Regions from separate parts of the Homo sapiens genome. Here regions 1, 2, 4 and 5 are each linked to region 3. The links are chromatin contacts, found by Hi-C or POLR2A ChIA-PET in ENCODE. All regions are on one chromosome and are shown on one strand. Each heading gives the region's core, a stretch centred on a gene start or an enhancer-like site at or near the end of the contact. The rest is flanking DNA. Distances are from core to core; before and after follow the strand shown.

Region 1 (3,729 bases), core at 464-2,963, 720 kb before region 3:
AAGGAGAGACAGTAAAGGAATTTTTCTTTTCAACTTTGCTCCGGAGGAGGCTGTCTGGAGCCCATTCCTTTGGCCTCGACTTTTCAGTGTTATAACTGTCCTTGAAGTAAGCTGGCTAAGCAGAGGAAAACTTGTTCTTGTTTTCTTTTTAACCCTTACCCCCTGCCACATAATCACATCTTTACACTTCTTTTTTTTTTTTTTTTTTTTTTTTAAGATGGGAAGTCGGAGTCTCGCTCTGTCGCCCAGGCTGGAGTGCAGTGGTGCCATCTCGGCTCATTGTAACCTCTGCCTCCCAGGTTCAAGTGATTCAAGCCATTCTTGTGCCTCTGCCTCCTGAGTAGCTGGGATTATAGGCGCACACCACCACACCTGGCGAATTTTTTTTTTTTTTTTTTTTTGAGGCTGAGTCTCACTCTATCGCCCAGGCTGGAGTGCAATGGAGCAATCTCGGCTCACTGCAACCTCCGCCTCCTGGGTTCAAGCGATCCTCCTGTCTCAGCTTCCTGATTAGCTGGGATTACAGGCGCCCTCCACCACACCCAGTTAATTTTTCTATTTTTAGTGGAGACGGTGTTTCACCATGTTGGCCAGGCTGGTCTCAAACTCCTGACCTCAAGTGATCCGCCCACCTCAGCTTCCCAAAGTGCTGGGATTACAAGCGTGAGCCACCACGCCCAGCCAGGAAACCCATTTTCAACACCTCCTTGCTCTTTTTTTTTTCTGAGACAGAGTCTCGCTCTGTCGCCCAGACTGGAGTGCAGTGGCGCAATCTCGGCTCACTGCAACCTCCGCCTGCCAGGTCAAACAATTCTCCTGCCTCAGCCTCCCAAGTAGGTGGGACTACAGGCATGTGCCACCACACCCGGCTAATTTTCTTTTGTATTTTTAGTAGAGACGGGGTTTCACCATGCTGGCCAGGCTGGTCTCGAACTCCTGACCTCGTGATCCGCCCGCCTCGGCCTCCCAAAGTGCTGGGATTACAAACGTGAGCCACCGCGCCTGGCCTTCCTTGCTCTTCTTGCTCCAAATCCTGGGAACGTCTGAATCAACAGGCGGACATCTGTCAAACCTTCCTAGCAACTACGCCTGCGGATGGCCAACCTGACCCTGGAAGACAGTGGGGTTTAGTTAAGCACAGATTGTACATCGGGGGCCTCATAAGGCGCCTGGAAGCATTCAAGAACACCACGCTTGTAAGGACAAAGCACTCGGTCACGGGCGCCTTTACTTCGGAGCTCCGCGCTGCTGCTGGACGAGCGTCCGTTGAGTCCCAGCCCCAATTTTTCCAGGAAATGGCGGTGAGCCCTCTAGTGAGATATTTTTTGGCCTGGGCCTCAGTTTCTCCATCTGTCAATGGGGGAAGGGGAAGGCGGGCTAGAGGACCCCGACCAGGTCGGCTGCAGCCTTCGGAAGCTACGGCCCAGGGACGCCACACCAAGGCAGGTCTGCGGGACGAAAGAACCCAAGAACCCGGGCGCGCATTGGCGCCGGTCCCGGGCTCAAGGGGCAGCAACGAGGAGACGCTGGACCTGGCCGTTCCTCGCACACATCTCTAACCTTCTGTGCCTCTCAAGGGAGATGGGGTGAGCATAGCCACCTCCACTGGAGCCCGAAAATCCCCGGCCGAGATACCGCCACTAAAAAGGTACACATGCGTCAAAGCCTCTCGGAGCCATTTCCGCTAACGTACTCAGGGCGACGGGCGTAAGATGGCGGCCGCGCAGGCGCAAAATGTCGCAGCCGTAGGGAGGCTCCGCCTCTGACGCTTGCCTTGCATCACGTGGTAATGGCCGCTCAAAAAACGCCTTAGCGAAAACCAGAGCGTGCCCTCGTCACGTGATGGAGGACTCCCAGTACGGCAAAGGGAAGGCGCCAAAAGTTGTCAGATGGCGAAGGAAACCGCGAAATTCGCCATTGTCACATGATGGAGCAACCTATCGAAAGCGGAGGGAAAGGTGCCGAAGTCACGTGACTACGCACGCAAACACTCCCGCTTGCACCACGTGCAACTCACGCCCACCCCCTCAGCCCCCCCCTTATCTCTTTTCGCCCCTCCCTCCCATTTGGGTTGGGCCTGCGTCGAGGCGCAACGCGGCGTCAAAGGGGGCGGGGCTTCAGCCGGTCACGTGTTCCCGCACCTCCCCGGCGCGCGCCTGCCCGCCCGCCCGCTCGCCCCCGGTCCGGACTCCTCCTCCTCCTCTTCTCGCCATTGCAGTTGGACCCAGCAGCCCGGCGCGCACCGCGTGGCTTTTGGGGGCAGACCCCGGCGGGCTGTGGCAGGAGGGCGGCGGCGGCGGCTGCGGTCGAAGAAGGGGACGCCGACAAGGTAAGCGTCAATGTGGCGGCGGCCGGGCCCGCTCCCGCCTCTGCCCCTCCCCCCGCCCGCCCTCAGTGAGATCCCCACTGAGGGTTCGCGGTGACAAGGCTGGAGGGATCCCACGCTCGCCGCCTCCGCCCGGTTCCCTCATCCCGGCGCCTGGCCCGTTCCTCCCTTGCCGGCCTCGCTCCCGCGCTCGGCCGTTAACTCTCTTCCATTGTGCGGAGGAAACAAAATGGCGGCTGCGGCGGCGGCGAGGACTCGGTGCGCGCGCAGCCGCTCCCCCCCGCACGCGGCCCCTCGGCCGGCGGCGGCGCCACGCGCGGGGGGGTGCGCGCGCACCGGGCCCCCGGCTGCCGCCTCCCCGCGGCTGGGCTTTTGTCTGTTGCGGGGGTCCTGGGGACGCGCGCACGTGCTTGGAGCACACACCCCCTCGGGTCCCGAGTTCCGCGGCGGGGCGACCCCCCTTCCTCACTCCTTCCCTACCCCCTCCTCCTCTTTGTCCCGGTCCCGCCCCCGATTCCAGGAGAGTCCCAGGTTCCCGAGGCGGGAAAAGTCGCCTCCTTTGTCCTCACAGGTCGCGGAGAGGCGGACCCCCTCCTTGGAAGCCCCTTCCCACGCGGATTGCTGAGGAAGCCTTTGTGGGTTCGTCGGGTTTCCAAATCTCTGGTCAGCCAGGCCTCTCTCAGATCAGGGTCAAAACTTGAGAGGGTTTCAGCTTTTTCTTTAGTTAGTTTGTTTTCATTGTTGAATGTTTTTCCAGATTGTTAGTATTTGCCTTCTCTAGACCGGCAATCTACTTGGGTGCAAGCCTGGGCCCCGAAACGTGGATGCTTAAAACCCATTTCTACCTTTATTTTCTCAAGTAGTTGAACGATTGAGATTCTCGAGGTTACTCATGAGGTTCTGCCCCAGTTAATTCACCGCCTGGATGAATTATTTGGGGTGTACGGCGGTCTGCATGCTCCTCCCCCAGTTCAGTGGCCAAATTTGAGGAGAATGAGGGATCTCTTCTCCACATTTCCAACATTGTTTGCCAGTTGCTGCTTAGGTGACATGGATCAGCAACGAAGCGTCGGTTTCAGTGGTTTCTTTTTCTGGACTCCGGTAATTCACTGCTGCTGAATCTTTTTCAAGATTTTGCTCTCTTTAAAATGAGTGGTGTGATGGCATATTTGTGGTCCACATGGAATCGCGAGGTGCCATCCGAAGTTAGGATTCAAATTTAGGACTTTAAGCTCTCTTTTCCTCAGGTATTTGTGGATGGGAATCTCCATGGATTGCTCAGAGTGCTGCCACTGTCCCTTGTGCGTGATGCTTTGTGTGTGGTCTCGTGGGATGTAGTTACAGTAGCCGCCCAGACTGTGAATGAAGTGTGGGAACCAGGGCCTCATTCACAGCTGGAAAGC
Region 2 (3,733 bases), core at 395-2,894, 790 kb after region 3:
GGCTGGAGTGCAGTGGCGCGATCTCGGCTCACTGGAACCTCTACCTCCCGGGTTCAAGCGATTCTTGTGCCTCAGCCTCCCCAGAAGCTGGGATTATAGGCGCCCGGCTAATTTTTGTAATTTTAGTAGAGACGGGGTTTCGCCATCTTGGCCAGGCTGGTTTTGAACTCCTGACCTCAAGTGATCCGCCCGCCTCGGCCTCTCAAAGTGTTGGGGATTACAGGCATGAACCACTGTGCCCGGCCTTGATTTTTCTATGTATAGAGTTGCTGCAGTCAGGCTGTAATTTGTATATATGAAGAAAATATGTAAAGATCATATTTAGAGACTCATTTAGGTAGCGTTCCAGAGAAATGGTTTATGAGCTAGAGAGGTTGGAATTTCAAGGGGCCTAAATTGACCACAGGTGAGAGTTTTCTGCTGGTGTAAATTATTAAGGTATTGAAGGAGGGAGCGTTCCCACATTGTGATGCTGTGACAGGAGGGCATGTTGAGCTCCCAGAGTTAAATCCTTAGGTTTCCTGCCTCATCATCAGGGTCTAATGTACTCTGTGGCTCCACTTCAGCAGTCACTGACTCTTAAGCTTGGGAATATGTTCTACCTTCTGAATTCATCTTTTCCTTTTTAAATGTTCTGAAGTGCCCTGCTTATCTGAGCTAGTTCAAATTTTCGCTTTACTTCCCTTTTGATTTCTTTACAGATTACGGAAATAGAACTTGTTTTTCCATGTATTTAATAATTTTATTCACTTGTTGGCAGTTTTTTATTTTCTTGGGTGAAAATGAGTAGATTGATTTGGGAGGCGAAAGTGGGAGGTTCACTTGAGGCTAGGAGTTCAAGACCAGCCTGGACAACAAACGAAATCCCGTCTCTACAAAAAATTAAAGAATTTGCCGGGCTTGGTGGCATGTACCTGTAGTCTCTACTACTCAGGGGACTGAAGCGGAAGGTTCGCTTGAACCCAGGAGATGGAGGCTGCAGTGAGCTATGATCATGCCATTGCACTCTAACCTGGGTGGCAGAGCTAGACCCTGTCTCAAATAAATAAATAAAGTAATAAATAAGTAAATAAAGTAATAAATAAGTAAATAAAGTAAAAAATAGAGAGAGATAAAGAGGTATGGTATGAGAAAGCCTTGGGCACGCTTCCCATATCCTCATCCCAAATTTCCGATCCCTGGGAATATCACGCCCTTTCTTCTGTTCCAGTCCTGCCTGGAACTCCCTGCGCACACCTGTGACTCCTCATGCAAGAGGTAGATGAAGAAATGACCCACTGAGTACAGGAAGTATCTCCTTTGGTAAACCCGGATTAAGTTCTGCTAAAATGCAAGTATCTCCCATCTCCCCATCCCCCGCAGACCAAGTACAGTGAAGGGGACGAGGGGAAGAAGTCCACCCTGCGTTTGAGGGCTGGGGCCAAGACCCCTCATTCCCGCTTCACTCATCTATGCTTCACATCTCCTGTCATTCACATCTGTCAAGATGCAGGGGGCAGAGCCCGAAGCTGTACCCAATCAGGGGCACCGGGGAGGAGCTCTGCGATCGGTCCAATCAGGCGCGCCGTCGGGGACGCAGCTGCAGACGTTCAACCTTCTCGCGGGATTTTCATTTCTCGCGTCTGCCGTACTTGGTTTCGCTTCGCTAGTCCCAGAGGCCCAGAGTGGCTCGCCTGGAGTCTCTGTGGCGCGGTTTCCTGTACCTGCCTTGGGATCCGGAGGGAGGAAGCTGGGACACCCGGGAGTCAGGAAATGGTGAGTGTGTCGGGCCCTGCGTCCCGAGACAGGGAGGAGGGGCTGGTTGGACGACCGGAACTGGCTGTGGCGCGGCCCGGGCCTTCCCGTGGGCGACTCTGGGTCTGCGTACCGAGTCCCTCTGGCGCAGCTCAGCCCTTGGTACCCTCGGCCTCAGGGTGGGGCTGGGCCGGCAGCCGGGACCCCGGGCGTCCTCGTCCCGCCCTGTGCCGCGATTGCGGCCCCGGCCCCGAAGACCCAAGTCTCTTCAGATTGTGCGGGGCCCACGCGAGGGTCATGGGGTGGGGGAAATCCTGACTTGTGCGTGGAAGGAGCTGTGGTGTATGAGGTTCCCAGTTCCTTTTCTCTCCACAGAGGACACCCGTTTTTCCCTGAGTTTTCTAAGTGTATGGGATGCAGGGTCCCAAATCCTCACTCTGTCCCCCAGCCTGCTGTTTCCAGGGCTTGCAGTAAATCCCCAAATTTCCTGTTCTCTTTTCGCTTTTCCAAACGCCAACCTCTCCCCTTCCATTCACGACATTAGCAACCGTTTCTCCTATATTCTACATTTCAGATATTGTGCTTTCATTGTTTATTTTTCAACAAAGCAATGGATTACTCTTTCATCAAGGTTTGTTTTCTGTTCATAGCCTTGACACTCCGCTGTAAGAAACCTTTGTGCTTGTCCTTTTGTCTCCTCTATGCACAGATACCTCATCAGAATGTCTTTGAGTTGAGGTTCCCCTTTGGAATCTTTACAGGGTGATATGCCTTCAGCGCCCCCTCCTATTTATTTTTTCCTGGTTCTGGGTTTCAAAACTGTCTGGGGCTGACTCAAGCTGCCCACAGCTGCCAAGTCTCTTGGAGGATCTAGTGAATATTGGGTCTTGGGTGAGTCTTCCTAGAGGACAGTTGAAATAGAAGGCTGGGAGAATGCCCTGGGACTAGGATAAATCTAGCATACCCTGCTTCTAAATAGCCAACCTCTGGGGGCACTCAGCTTTTCCTCCCCCAACCCCAGTTTCCATCCTTTGGAGACACACTGGTGGTCAGCCAATCAGATGCTGGTATTGAGGATTGAGAAAAGAAAATTTTTTGTGTGTTTTGAAAGAGTCTCGCTCTGTCGCCTAGGCTGGAGTGCAGTGACGTGATCTCGGCTCACTGCAACCTCCATCTTCTGGGTTCAAGCGATTCTCCTGCCTCAGCCTCCCCTGTAGTTGGGACCACAGTTTTGCGCCACCACTCCCAGATAACTTTTTTTTTTTTTTTTTTTTTTTGAGACGGAGTCTCTCTGTCGCCCAAGCTGGAGTGCAGTGGCGTGATGTCGGCTCACTGCAACCTCTGCCTCCCGGATTCAAGCGATTCTCCTGCCTCAGCCTCCCCAGTACCTGGGACTACAGGCGCATGCCACCACGCCCGGCTAATTTTTTGTGTTTTTAGTAGAGACGGAGTTTCACCTTGTTAGCCAGGATGGTCTTGATCTCCTGACCTCGCGATCCGCCTGCCTTGGCCTCCCAGAGTGCTGGGATTACAGGCGTAACTGTACCCGGCCTCAAAAAAATAATTTTCGTCTGATAAATGTGGGTCCTTTTAAATGAACGGGCACATAGAGACATTCAAGTGATACAGCAATCACCTTCTAACTCCCTGAAGCTATGAATTCATCTTTTGAAACTGCTATTGCCACAAGTAGGTATAATCAACTTACTAATGCAACACGGGACCCTGGAACCCACACCCTATAGCTTAACAGTGCATAGCCACGCGCTTATCAATGTTACTTCTGTAAATCAGTGAGAATTCCTGACAAACAACTTTGTATCAGCCCACATCCTGTCCCCCTTTTTCAGACACTTTGGGTCATATTTTGTGTTTCAGCCTCTACTTTTTAGGTCGACAAGGGAAAAGACGGAAATGATTCCTGTCCTTTGTATTCTCTCAGCCTTGTGAAGGGAGAAAAACTATCTCAGCGAGGTGGTGGAATAACCTGAAAAACAAA
Region 3 (3,839 bases), core at 250-2,749:
TCTCCCTACATTGCCCAGGCTGGTCTTGAACTCTTGGCCTCAGGCAATCCTCTTGCCTTGGCCTCCCAAAGCACTGGGACTACAGACATAAGCCACCACACCTGGCCTGTATGTGCATTTGGAGTGTTGAAATGTGAGGTGAATCATGCGTTGTATATCTGCTGGGGGATGGGGGCTGAGGTGGCGTGTTTGACAGCGCAGTGTATCGGTGTGCTTCACTGTGTGTGTCTGTGTGTGTAGTGGCAATGTCATAGTTGCGTGTTTTGCAAGAGAAAGGGTGTGGGGGATGAATGTGGGACAGAGTTTGTATGGGATGCTTTGTGTCAGGATAGGGCAAGGTTGGAGCATGTGGATGATGGGGATTCTGAAAGTAGAATATATTCAGAGATGCCATGGTGTGTGTGTGTGTGTGTGTGTGTGTGTAGAGGGGTGTGAGTGAGCCCAGCTGTGTGAGTGGGTGTGTTGGGGGATGTCGTGGAGCTGTTTTCTGGTCCCAGAGGGAGAGAGAAAGCCCAGGAAATCTCACTTTCTCCCTGCCCCTGGGTCTCCAGGCAACGGCACCACTTTGGAGTTACCAGGAGACAAGGTTGCCAGGGCAACACAGGCGTGAGTGGCAGCTCTGGGGCGAAGTCTGGGTGAGAAGATCCAGCCAGGGATCACGATCATTCACTTTGTTCCTCCCTTTCTCCCTGTTTCTCATCAATCCCACCTCCCTTCCTTCATTGTCTTAACGAGCACGTATTTGAGAACCTACAAATGTGCTAGGTGCTATTCTCGGTACTGGAGAACAGAAGTGAACAAGACAATGTCCCTGCTGTATCTCTCCTTCAGTCTTCCAGCTCCTGTCTCTTTATCTCTCCTGCTTCCTTCTTTGTCCTGCGGTCCTGCCTTCCCCCCGTACCACAAAGGCGGCCCCACAGAACCCCTTAGCCAGTGAGGAAGTAAGTTGAGAGGCTTCATCTCACAGACTTTCGGGGATGGCCGTTGATGTTTTGTCCACGAGCCTGTGTCCCCAGACACACACTCCGGCCCATACTCAGGTGCACAGAAAGACAAGCACACAGCTCATCCCCCTCTCCAAAACTCTCAGTTGTCATTGGATGACATCAGCAAAACCACACACAAATACATGCCGATCACAATACTCCTCTGAGATATCATAAGCCCCATTTTACAGCAGGGCAAACTGAGGCTAGGAGCCTTTAAATAATATGTCACTCATTCTGGTCTACTCCTCCAACTTTCAACCCTTATATTTGTCTGATTAGCTGACAATAATAGTATTCGTGCTGGTTCCCCCAGCAGCCTCCCTCAGGGAAGGGTCTTATTTCCCTCGAATGCACCCATTCCTCCGCATAGGTTCTAACCATTTGCCCATTCACCTGAGGAATCGAGTTTTGATGGACAGATTCCTAGACCAATAGAGAAACTAAGTGAACTGTACCGATGCGGCCACGGCTTGGGCGGGACTAAGGCTGGGAACGAGCCACCGATTGGTCAGAGCTACGCGGCGAATGGCGGAGACGCTGAGGCGGGTGCTAACCAGGGGCGGTGCGGCCTGGTCCGGGGAGGAGAACATGCCTGCCGCCGGACCGCCTTTGCTGCTGCTCGGTACACCAGGATCTGGAAAAACAGCGCTGCTATTTGCTGCGGCCCTAGAGGCGGCGGGGGAGGGCCAAGGCCCAGTCCTCTTCCTGACACGAAGGCCTCTTCAAAGCATGCCCCGCGGGACCGGAACGACTCTAGACCCAATGCGACTCCAGGTAACCGTGGGGGTGGGAGCAGAGGCGTTCTAGCCAATGGTGGAGTAGATCCGGGATATTGAGTAACAGGTAGACAAGCCAATGGAGAGGACGGTGGAAGAGCGAGCCAGGGCAGCCACGATGGGGCGGAGTCAGGCAGGCGGAGTGAGGAGTGGCACCACGCGGAGCTTAGTTAAGATTGAAGTGAGAGCCCATCCAATGATGGGCGGTGTTAGCAAGAGGCGGTGCCCAGAGATTGAAGTCCGGCCCATCAAGGGGCGGGGCTAAGCTTGGGTCCATTCTGGACCTGAGTTGGTTCCTGTTAGTGTCAAGGATGGGGTCAGACCGAGAATGCTGGGGGAGGGTTTTCCGTGGAAAAATTGCGCTAGAGATTTGGCCAAAAACAAACAAGCAAAAATGGCTTGCCCTCAACTAATACTCGGCAGTGATGAGTGCTGGAAAAACGGGCGAATATAAGAATATTTAACAGCTCTGAACTGGTTCATCCTGGAACCAAGGAAAGTATGCAAGGAGGCAGGGTTACTTTTAAGGAGTCTGGCTTCCTGTGCTGAATCCGGCCCTTTCCTTCTGTTTCTCCTTCTAGAAGATCCGCTTCCAGTACCCACCCTCAACCCGAGAGCTTTTCCGGCTCCTGTGCTCTGCCCATGAGGCCCCGGGGCCAGCCCCCTCCCTTCTGCTGCTCGACGGCCTAGAAGAGTACCTAGCGGAAGACCCAGAGCCCCAGGAAGCCGCCTACCTCATTGCCTTACTTCTAGACACAGCTGCCCACTTCAGCCACCGGCTTGGGCCTGGCCGGGATTGTGGGCTCATGGTGGCCCTCCAGACCCAGGAGGAAGCAGGTAGTGGGGACGTCCTGCACCTGGCACTGCTCCAGCGGTATTTTCCTGCCCAGTGCTGGCTGCAGCCAGATGCACCAGGTCCAGGAGAGCACGGCCTCCGAGCCTGCCTGGAGCCAGGCGGGCTGGGCCCCAGAACAGAGTGGTGGGTGACTTTCCGATCAGATGGAGAAATGATGATCGCTCCGTGGCCCACCCAGGCTGGTGACCCCAGCTCAGGCAAGGGTTCAAGCTCTGGAGGCCAGCCCTGAGCTTTGGTGGGTGACTACCTCTCTGTGCTTCAGTTTCCCATGGCTGGAATACTTACCTCAGGGACATATGCAGATCCAAAGACCTAAACAATGTAAAGTGCTTTTTCTCTTTTAAAAGTATAGCATTATCTTGTATATATTTTACCCAATCAATATGTTGTTTATAGTTTCATTGCTTTAAACTTTATAAAAAGAGCTTCAGGCCAGGCGTGGTGGCTCACGCCTGTAATCCCAGCACTTTGGGAGGCTGAGGCGGTCAGATCACCAGAGGTCAGGAGTTGGAGACCAGCCTGCCCAACATGATGAAACCCTGTATCAACTAAAAGTACAAAAAAAATTAGCTGGGTGTGGTGGCAGGTGCCTGTAGTCTCAGCTACTCAGGAGGCTTAGGCAGGAGAATTGCTTGAACCCAGGAAGCGGAGGTTGCAGTGAGCCGAGATTGTGCCACTACACTCCAGCCTGGGTGACAAAGCGAGACTCCATCTCAAAAAAAAAAAAAAAAAAAAGTTTGAGACTTCCTTCTTTTTGCACTCAACGTTGTTACTAAGATTCATCTACATTTTTTTAGTTCATTCCTTTTTCCATATTGCATATAATTCCATGGGTGACTATACCCTGATTTCTTCATCAGATTGCCTTATTTACTGCTGCGAACATTCTTGCACACATGCCCTGGTACGTGTGTGTGTTTTTAGGGGCCGAGACAGGTGGATCACCTGAGGTCAGGAGTTCGAGGTCAGCCCGGCCTACATGGTGAAACCCCGTCTCTACTAAAAATACAAAATTTAGCCAGGCATGGTGGCATGCACTTGTACTCCCAGCTACTTGGGAGGCTGAGACAGGAGAATTGCTTGAACCCGGGAGGCAGAGGTTGCAGTGAGCTGAGATCGAGCCACTGCACTCCAGCCTGGGTGATGAAGACGAGACTCTGTCTCAAAAAAAAAAAAAAAAAAAATCAGTCAGGCTTGGTGGTGCACGCCAGTAGTCCC
Region 4 (3,655 bases), core at 446-2,945, 660 kb before region 3:
GTCAGAGCACTTACCTGCTCCTGCCTTCTCACTGGGTTTCCTTGTCTCTGGCCTATTTGTCTCCAGAGGGGTCAAAACACTTCAAATCCTCCTATTTGTCTCTGTCCACTGTCAGGAGTTCCAGTTCCCAGAACCCCAATTTTGCCTACAAAATAGCGTGTCTTTTCACGGGGAGAGGATTTGTTGAGTTTTAGTGGGTACTCAAAAAGATCTAAAGCCAGTTGGGGGGGTTCACACATGTAATCCCAGCACTTTTGGGAGGCCGGCCTGTGAGGGTCGTTTGGGCGCAGGAGTTTGAGACCAGCCTGGACAACACAGCAAGACCCTGTCTCTATAAAAAATAAAATAAAAATAATTAGCTGGGCATAGTTGCGCACGTCTGTGGTTCCAGCTACTCGGGACGCTGAGGCGGGAGGATCGTTTGAGCCCAGGTGCTTGTTGAATTGAGCTATGAGTGCACTACTGCACCCCAGCCTGGGCAACAGAGTAAGGACCCAGTTTCTAAGAAAAGAAGATTCATTAGCTAGACGCGGTGGCTCACACCTGTAATTCCAACACTTTGGGAGGCCAAGACGGGCGGATCACTTGAGGCCAGGCGTTCGAGACCAGCCTGGCCAATATGGTGAAACCCCGTCTACTAAAAATACAAAATTAGCTGGGCGTGGTGGCTCACACTTGTAATCCCAGCTATTCGGGAGGCTGAGGCAGGAGAATTGGTTGAACCGGGGAGGCGGAGGTTGCAGTGAGCCAAGATCGCGCTACTGCACTCCAGCCTGGGTGACAGAGTGAGTACCCCGCCTCAAAAAAAAGAAAAGAAAAAAGATTCATGATCTGCTAAAGTTGAAGAAGTGGGGGAAAACATTGGAGTGTTAGCGGCGTCAAGATCGGGCGTGAGCAGAAAGGGCACAGCATTTGCAAAGGCGTGGAGGAGTGATTTTATTGCGTTCTATCCCTAGGAAGCAATGACTTGGCCTCTACCATTTGCAGAGCGCATTGGGACCCTGCTCCCAGAGCTGGTTTGCAGTCTGGGAACTGAGATGCGCTCTGGGACTTGTAGTTTTCCCCAGTGCCAGGAAACTCAAAAATCGAGACATCGGATCCCACCACGAGGTGTCGCCCTTGAGCGAGTACGGTGGGATCTATCCTATACTTCAGAAGGCTGTTGCAGACATCCAACAATCACAAGGAAGAACGGGAGTTTTTCTGATTGACAGATATGGTTCTCAATGATAGTCAAGATTCGGATGTTAAAGCCCGCCCTCTTTTGCCTGGTTGGCTGGAGCAACGAAGTGATATTTATATGAACCAATGGGAAATTCTTAGGGAACGAGGTAGTAGCTCAATCCCCAACACCATTGGTCCACATTGTCTACTGGCACGTCTGCCTGCCAATAAGATGGTGGAACTTCGCCAATGGGCAGAGCCAACGTGCCTTTTTCGGAAACACCCCCTTCCTCTCTTGACAACTTGCTTTCTGCCGCTATTGGCTGTTGCACAACAGTGACGGTTCTTTTGTCCAATAAGTCAGCAAGACGGTCCCCAGGGGGAAGGTTTACTCAACCATAGGCCCGTGCCTAGTTTTTATTGGCTAGTGTATCCGAGTGGCGGTGCAGCAGGCCAGTCGCGTGCGGCGCGAGTGCTTTGGGCGCAGCCCCCGGGGCCGGGGCGGGAGGTCGCTCGGGTCGGGTGTCGCCTGAGAACCGGATGAGGCGGCGACCGTGAGGCCGAGCCGGGAGCGGGCGTCTTGCCGAGGCCCGGGCGGGCGGGGAGCAACGGCTACAGACGCCGCGGGGCCAGGTCGTTGAGGGTCGGCGGCGGGCGAGGAGCGCAGGGCGCTCGGGCCGGGGGCCGCCGGCGCCATGGGCAACCGCGGGATGGAAGAGCTGATCCCGCTGGTCAACAAACTGCAGGACGCCTTCAGCTCCATCGGCCAGAGCTGCCACCTGGACCTGCCGCAGATCGCTGTAGTGGGCGGCCAGAGCGCCGGCAAGAGCTCGGTGCTGGAGAACTTCGTGGGCCGGTGAGCGGGCGCGGCAGGGATCGCGGGCGGGTGGCGGCCTAGGGCGCGGAGGGCGGACCGGGAATGGCGCGCCGTGCGCCGCCGGCGTAACTGCGGCGCTTGCGTGCCCGCGGCGGGGAACCGGACGGGGTCGGGGAGGCGGGCCCTGTGGGACGCCCTGGGCAGAGGACTCCCTGCAGGGGCTCCGGAGCAGGCCCGGGCCCCAGGGGCGGTGTCACGGGCCAGGGCGCCGTAGGACAGGAGGTGCGCTGGAACCCTGCGGTCCATCTGGTCCCAGCTTTCGTGGGTGAAGTCTGCCATCTGGTTGGCCGTGGGTCTGGGGTAGATCCCTCTTCTGCTCTTTCGGGCTGTCCATCAGAGGTGAAACCGGCCATCTAGATATCTATTGGGGCGACCGCTGCGGTCTGGCTGGCTTGTTCTTGTATCTGGAGCTGCCCCCGCCGTCTGGTTGGCTGTCTCTCTGTCCTGGGCAAGCCTCCCTGCCACCACCATTTGGTTGTCCATCTGTCCAGTCCCACCTGGCAGCCCCCTGCTGTCTGGCTAGCTGTCCAGGGTGACCTCTGCTGTCTGGCCGCCCATCCGTGCCCCTCACAGACTTTAACACTGAGCAGTCCCTCTGTTGGGTGACACCAGCTGGCCTCTACTGTCTGACTGGCTAGCTGACTCCTAGGGGACCCTGTTTGATTCTCTCTGGCTGACTCTTACAGCTTGATTCCTGGCTAGCGCTGGCTCCTCTCTTCCGTGTGAATTCTTCTGTCTGTCTGGCCATCTCCTAGTCTGCCCATGACTACCCCTGAGTGTCTGGCACAACGGCTCTGGAAAGGGGTGGTAGGAGGGTAGAGGGGAGAACAGAGCTGAAGGAGGAGGTTTGGACCCTACTTCCCCTCTCAGCTGGAAGGAGGACTCTGGGGGTACCTTACTTCAGGATTCCTTTCCGAGTGCTAGAACACAGGGGCCCGCCTCCCAGCTACAGCCTACAAATTGGGGGCCCTCCTTTGGAGCCTGGGAAGGGGCTTCTTGCGTGATCAGGCCTCAGTGGCTAGCGCTGGGATGTAGCCTTCTCTGGACAGCCTTGAGAAGCCGCGGTGTGCCCATCTGTCCAGTGGGCAAACTCCACTCTCTGGGGCTGTTTCCAGGATTCAGGAAGCAAATGAATGAGAACAGCCCGTGCAGCCACCTCTCCCTCCCACCAACCCCTCTTGCCTTTCTTGTCTCCCAGATGGGCGGCCACTTCTCCATTCCAGGAACTACTCATTTGTGGTGGTGTGGCTGCCAAATGATAACATCCTCCTCCTGTCATTATTGTCATTGTTATTGTTGTTATCATTGTCAAGGGATAATGTCCCTTCTTGATTCAACATCTTGAATCCCAAGTAAGGAGTGGGGTGGAGGCTGTGTTATCATCCCCACCTTAGCTGAGCTGGGAGGCTCAGAAGGGACTGTGATCACCCAAGGCCACTAGGCTGGCGTAAGGCCTTGTGTCTGCCATCCCAGAGCCTTGGGGCTTTGCTCCAAGCAGCACAAATCTCCTCTTTTGCTACCTTGTCTCTAGCTCATTGCCTTCTGTCTACCGTGGTGGAAAGGTGTGGACTTGCAGCCAGCTGGGCCTGGCCTGATCTCAGGCTGGACTGTGGT
Region 5 (3,852 bases), core at 988-3,487, 950 kb before region 3:
CGAGCTCTGGGTTCACACAGCACCTCCTGCTGATTCTCATCTGGGGACCTTCCAGGTACCCAACCAGTTTCCCAGAGTACTCAACCCCCCTCTTGGCTCAAGAATGAGCTGGAAAGTCAGACAGCTGAGCTGGTCCTGGCTTCTGGCCGGCCCCTGCCCCCATGCCCTCCTCTGGTCACCGCTTTCGGCAGTTCCAATCCACCCCCACCCCCATCTACTCAATTGGAGGGTTCCAGGGTCTCTGTTTCCGTCATGGTCCAATGGTTCATTTCCAGATAGGGAGAGCAAGTGACTGTCTCTCGCCCCTGGAGCTGCTTAATTATACCTCTCCACGCCCATCCCACTAGCCTCAGGTCCAGATCAGTTTATCCCCCAGCTCAGGCCACCGCTCCTCGTTTCCTCCTTCTTCTGCAACCCCAGCTGTGTCCTGACACCCCCACCCACCTCACATTACGCACTCCCACCCGCTTCCAGATCTCTAACCAACGTTACAGCATACCCCGCCAAGAATTTGGCCCAGCCCAGGACTCTCAAATATGATCTGGGGAGAACTCACAGCCCCTGCAAATTCCCTAGAAGCCGTTTTGAGTGTGTAATGGGGGGGGTGTTCCTGAGAGAAGTGGGGAACACAGTTTTGGCCCTTGGAATACCCGGCGGCTGCTGATGGGGGGGCCGGTTTTTGCTCGGCGTTCGCCCACGCCGGGAGCCCCCTCTGGCGGGGAGAAAAGTGGCTGTGGGGGTTGAAGACCGGCAGTCTTTTTTTTTTTTTTTTTTTTTTTTCAAATAAGGAGAAGGGCGCGGGGGGAGGGCGGTGGCAAACGGCATCGCGTGCCCTGGGGAGCCCGTGACAGGGGGCGCACGGGGGCAGGGGTCTGGTCCCCGGGTCCCGCAGCAGAGCAGTTTCGCGTTCGAGCTCTTATCGGCGTGGGGGGGGGGGGCGGTGGGACACGCGGGCGCGTGCACTCCCCCCGCCCAGCAGCCATCCTTGGGGGGGTTGAGGGGGATGGGGGCGCACTCGGATCCCGCTCGCTCTCTGCTTGCTCGCTCGGCGCGGCGCTGGGGGAGGCGGGAGCGTGAGTCACGGCGACTCCCGATTTAGGTGCCGGAAGGGGGGCTCTGCTGGCGGGGGCCGCAGGGAGGAGGCTCGCCTGTTTACTCGCCTGAAAAGGGCACGGGGGTGCGCTCCGCGGCTACCTGGGACCTTCCTCAGTTTACCTCTGGCAGAAGCGCTTTAGAAGAGGCAGCGATGTATAGAGCGGTGGGCCGGCAGCTGCGGTATCCGCCACAGGGTGTCTTCCTGGAGCCACAAGGGAACCAATGGGACACACCCCAGAAACACCCCAGAGGCCCCAGGCCGACCACACACATACACTCACGCACACGCACACACTAACATACATAGACGTCCTCCGACACTACAGTCAGACGACAGAGGCCGAATCGCGTGCACAACTCCGCAAGCACACACCGACCACAAACGCATCCAAGCGCTTGAGAACACATTCACAGTCCCCAGGCCACCTGAAAAAAGACCACGTAGGGATGCACATCCTCCAAATAGGTAGCACATGTGCGCACACATCCTTCACCCACAGACACACACAGTTATACACACAGCCAAATCCAGAGAAACGGGCAGACAACAGCAGCCAACCACGTGCGCACACACACTTCCAGCCGACACTGAAAACACAGACAACCCTCGGAAGAGGCCACGTGCGCGCACATCCCGCCCCGGGCCCGCACCATCACTATCCTCCGACGCACAGACAGGAGATCCCACACACTCTGCCGCCGCCCGCTGCAGGTACCGCGCCGGTGGCACTAGGACCACTCCTCAAAAACTGCCCCCCGCCAGGGGTAGCGGCGAGGACACGCCAACACCGGACTCCGCCCTCGCCATGATGGACCGACTGACTGACACTCTGGCAACCAGTCCGGTGTCTGCTTCCAGATCGGATTAACCGTTTAACTCCTTCGTGCCTGTGCGCGCCGCGGCCAAGCAGGGTGCTTTGAAGACAGACGAGTTCCAGCGCCCCCTCCCAGCCCGGAGCGGGGATCTGCGTGGGCGGGAAGGGCCCCCCTCCTTAGGTAGCTGCCCCCCGCTGGCCCGGACGGAGGAGGAGGGGGGCGGCGCTGACAGCCGCGGCGGGCGGGGGGCGGGGAGGGGCGGGACGGGGCGGAGGAGCCGGGGCTGGCGCCGAGCGGGCCGCGGAACGCGGAGCGCGGAGCGCGGAGAGCGCCGCCGGGCACTGAGCAGAGCTCCAGGCGCCGAAAGGAAGCTGCAGAGCCCGGCCCGGGGGCGATTGGCCCGCAGCGCCCCCGGGTCTGTCCCCGGGGCGCCATGGCCCTACCGCGGCCGGGCGCACCCGCGGGGCCCTGGGCTCGCTGGCTTGCGCGCAGCTGAGCGGGGTGTAGGTTGGAAGGGCCAGGGCCCCCTGGGGCGCAAGTGGGGGCCGGCGCCATGGAACCCCCGACCGTCCCCTCGGAAAGGAGCCTGTCTCTGTCACTGCCCGGGCCCCGGGAGGGCCAGGCCACCCTGAAGCCTCCCCCGCAGCACCTGTGGCGGCAGCCTCGGACCCCCATCCGTATCCAGCAGCGCGGCTACTCCGACAGCGCGGAGCGCGCCGAGCGGGAGCGGCAGCCGCACCGGCCCATAGAGCGCGCCGATGCCATGGACACCAGCGACCGGCCCGGCCTGCGCACGACCCGCATGTCCTGGCCCTCGTCCTTCCATGGCACTGGCACCGGCAGCGGCGGCGCGGGCGGAGGCAGCAGCAGGCGGTAAGACTCCCCGCGGCGGATGCGCGCGGAACGGATGGGCGCGCAGGGAGGAGGCAACTCGAGCTGCCGGCCGCAGGGGGCGCTAGGATGCGGGTGGGGTCGGTTTGGCTGGCGGGGGCGGAGGGAATTCGGCTGCGGGGGCGTCTGGGACCTGGCCCCTGGTTGTGCGCTCTACGGGAGGCTTCCTGCTGAAGCCCATCCTGGGGTCCATTTAGGGGGCGCCACGCTGCGCGTGGTGTTAACGAGGTCTGGGTTGGGGAAGGGGGCTGCACACTTAGGGGTCTGTATTCTTGGTGACAGTGCAGAACAGCTGCTAAGCTGGGAACCACTTGGAGGGACCTTCCTGGGGGCACTATACTGAGGGCTAGATTCGCAGTGTTTGGGGTACTCTTGGAGCACTCCATAAGGGGGTGCCTGCTAGGACCAGGATCTTTACTTCAGGGTGGGGTGCTCTCAGGGTCCTTCTAGGGGATGGAGGACTCTATTGCGGGGATGTTAGTGGACTCCTCCTGCAGCAGCTGGGGTCAGAAATCCAGAGGGTGCCTCTTGGGGGAGCACTGTTTTGGGAGCCTTGCGTTAGATTGGAGTTCCCCTCTCAGGGCAAGAGTGTTAGCGTTAAGTAGCTGTTCAGAGGCAGGAAACAGTGGAGGGGGGGCGCAGTCCCAGCACAGAGGGAAGGAGTCCCTGACTGCAGAGGTGACAGCATAGTGAGGGTGCATGTGTGTTGAGCTTGGTCTCCTCTGAGGGTATTCTCCGATTGACCTCCGTTTGCTCCAGCTGTCCGGGTATGACCAGCTGTGGCTACCTCAGTTGTGTGCTCTGTGTGAGCTTCTGGGGTCTTGTGATGGTGACACGATGACTCTGTGTCCTCCAGGGACAGTGTAATTGTGACAGTGTGACTGTGTATTTCCAGGGTAGTGTGACTGTGTGTTTCTGGGACAGGGTTTGCGACAGTGACTGTGTGTGCTCCAAGAATGCTGTGACTGTCACAGGGTGACTGTGGCCTCATGGGATGCAGTGATTGGGATAGAGTGACTGTTTCTGCTCCTAGGACAGTGATTGTGCAAT

What was found. A loop is a pair of places that touch in the nucleus more often than their neighbours do. ChIA-PET counts read pairs that join two places held with the same protein, here RNA polymerase II (POLR2A). Pooled maps may share reads with other maps.
Region 1: a pooled map shows a loop between it and region 3 (14-fold over the local background). The contact joins the promoter of ILF3-DT here to the promoter of SWSAP1 in region 3. A Hi-C loop is called at or near these places in 1 of 168 maps with a recorded cell type or tissue (CD8-positive, alpha-beta T cell), 1 of 37 single-sample maps with no recorded cell type and 7 of 50 pooled maps. POLR2A ChIA-PET finds 5 or more read pairs at or near these places in 2 of 52 experiments (MCF 10A and PC-9).
Region 2: a loop to region 3 is called in a map with no recorded cell type, with 8 times the contacts of the local background. The contact joins the promoter of ZNF136 here to the promoter of SWSAP1 in region 3. A Hi-C loop is called at or near these places in 1 of 37 single-sample maps with no recorded cell type and 3 of 50 pooled maps. POLR2A ChIA-PET finds 5 or more read pairs at or near these places in 1 of 52 experiments (activated CD4-positive, alpha-beta T cell).
Region 4: a loop to region 3 is called in a map of CD8-positive, alpha-beta T cell, with 18 times the contacts of the local background. The contact joins the promoter of DNM2 here to the promoter of SWSAP1 in region 3. A Hi-C loop is called at or near these places in 1 of 168 maps with a recorded cell type or tissue (CD8-positive, alpha-beta T cell), 1 of 37 single-sample maps with no recorded cell type and 9 of 50 pooled maps.
Region 5: a pooled map shows a loop between it and region 3 (2.3-fold over the local background). The contact joins the promoter of PDE4A here to the promoter of SWSAP1 in region 3. A Hi-C loop is called at or near these places in 1 of 168 maps with a recorded cell type or tissue (CD8-positive, alpha-beta T cell) and 5 of 50 pooled maps. POLR2A ChIA-PET finds 5 or more read pairs at or near these places in 3 of 52 experiments (GM10248, activated T-cell and activated naive CD4-positive, alpha-beta T cell).

The regions. Positions count from the first base shown.
Region 1 is chr19:10,652,159-10,655,887 of GRCh38, forward strand. ILF3-DT (ILF3 divergent transcript) reads right to left here and starts at 1,714. Exons shown (of 1, transcript NR_024333.1): 1 at 1-1,714. It overlaps ILF3 (interleukin enhancer binding factor 3), which reads left to right and starts at 2,188. Exons shown (of 20, transcript NM_017620.3): 1 at 2,188-2,329. RefSeq lists enhancers at 196-698, 699-1,200, 1,066-1,235, 1,476-1,945 and silencers at 2,036-2,275, 2,356-2,515.
Region 2 is chr19:12,161,452-12,165,184 of GRCh38, forward strand. ZNF136 (zinc finger protein 136) reads left to right here and starts at 1,645. Exons shown (of 4, transcript NM_003437.5): 1 at 1,645-1,755. The coding sequence starts at 1,753. RefSeq lists enhancers at 1,486-1,575, 1,586-1,745.
Region 3 is chr19:11,373,167-11,377,005 of GRCh38, forward strand. It overlaps SWSAP1 (SWIM-type zinc finger 7 associated protein 1), which reads left to right and starts at 1,500. Exons shown (of 2, transcript NM_175871.4): 1 at 1,500-1,763; 2 at 2,347-3,003. The coding sequence starts at 1,515. The coding sequence ends at 2,850. RefSeq lists a silencer at 1,330-1,409 and enhancers at 1,510-1,579, 1,800-1,849, 2,080-2,159, 2,180-2,229.
Region 4 is chr19:10,716,384-10,720,038 of GRCh38, forward strand. It overlaps DNM2 (dynamin 2), which reads left to right and starts at 1,696. Exons shown (of 21, transcript NM_001005361.3): 1 at 1,696-2,020. The coding sequence starts at 1,860. It overlaps MIR638 (microRNA 638), which reads left to right and starts at 2,021; the gene lies at 2,021-2,120. RefSeq lists enhancers at 775-964, 1,155-1,274, 2,715-2,854 and a silencer at 1,555-2,224.
Region 5 is chr19:10,418,301-10,422,152 of GRCh38, forward strand. PDE4A (phosphodiesterase 4A) reads left to right here and starts at 2,238. Exons shown (of 15, transcript NM_001111307.2): 1 at 2,238-2,784. The coding sequence starts at 2,465. RefSeq lists enhancers at 1-37, 1,031-1,910, 3,091-3,280 and silencers at 2,131-2,600, 2,831-2,880.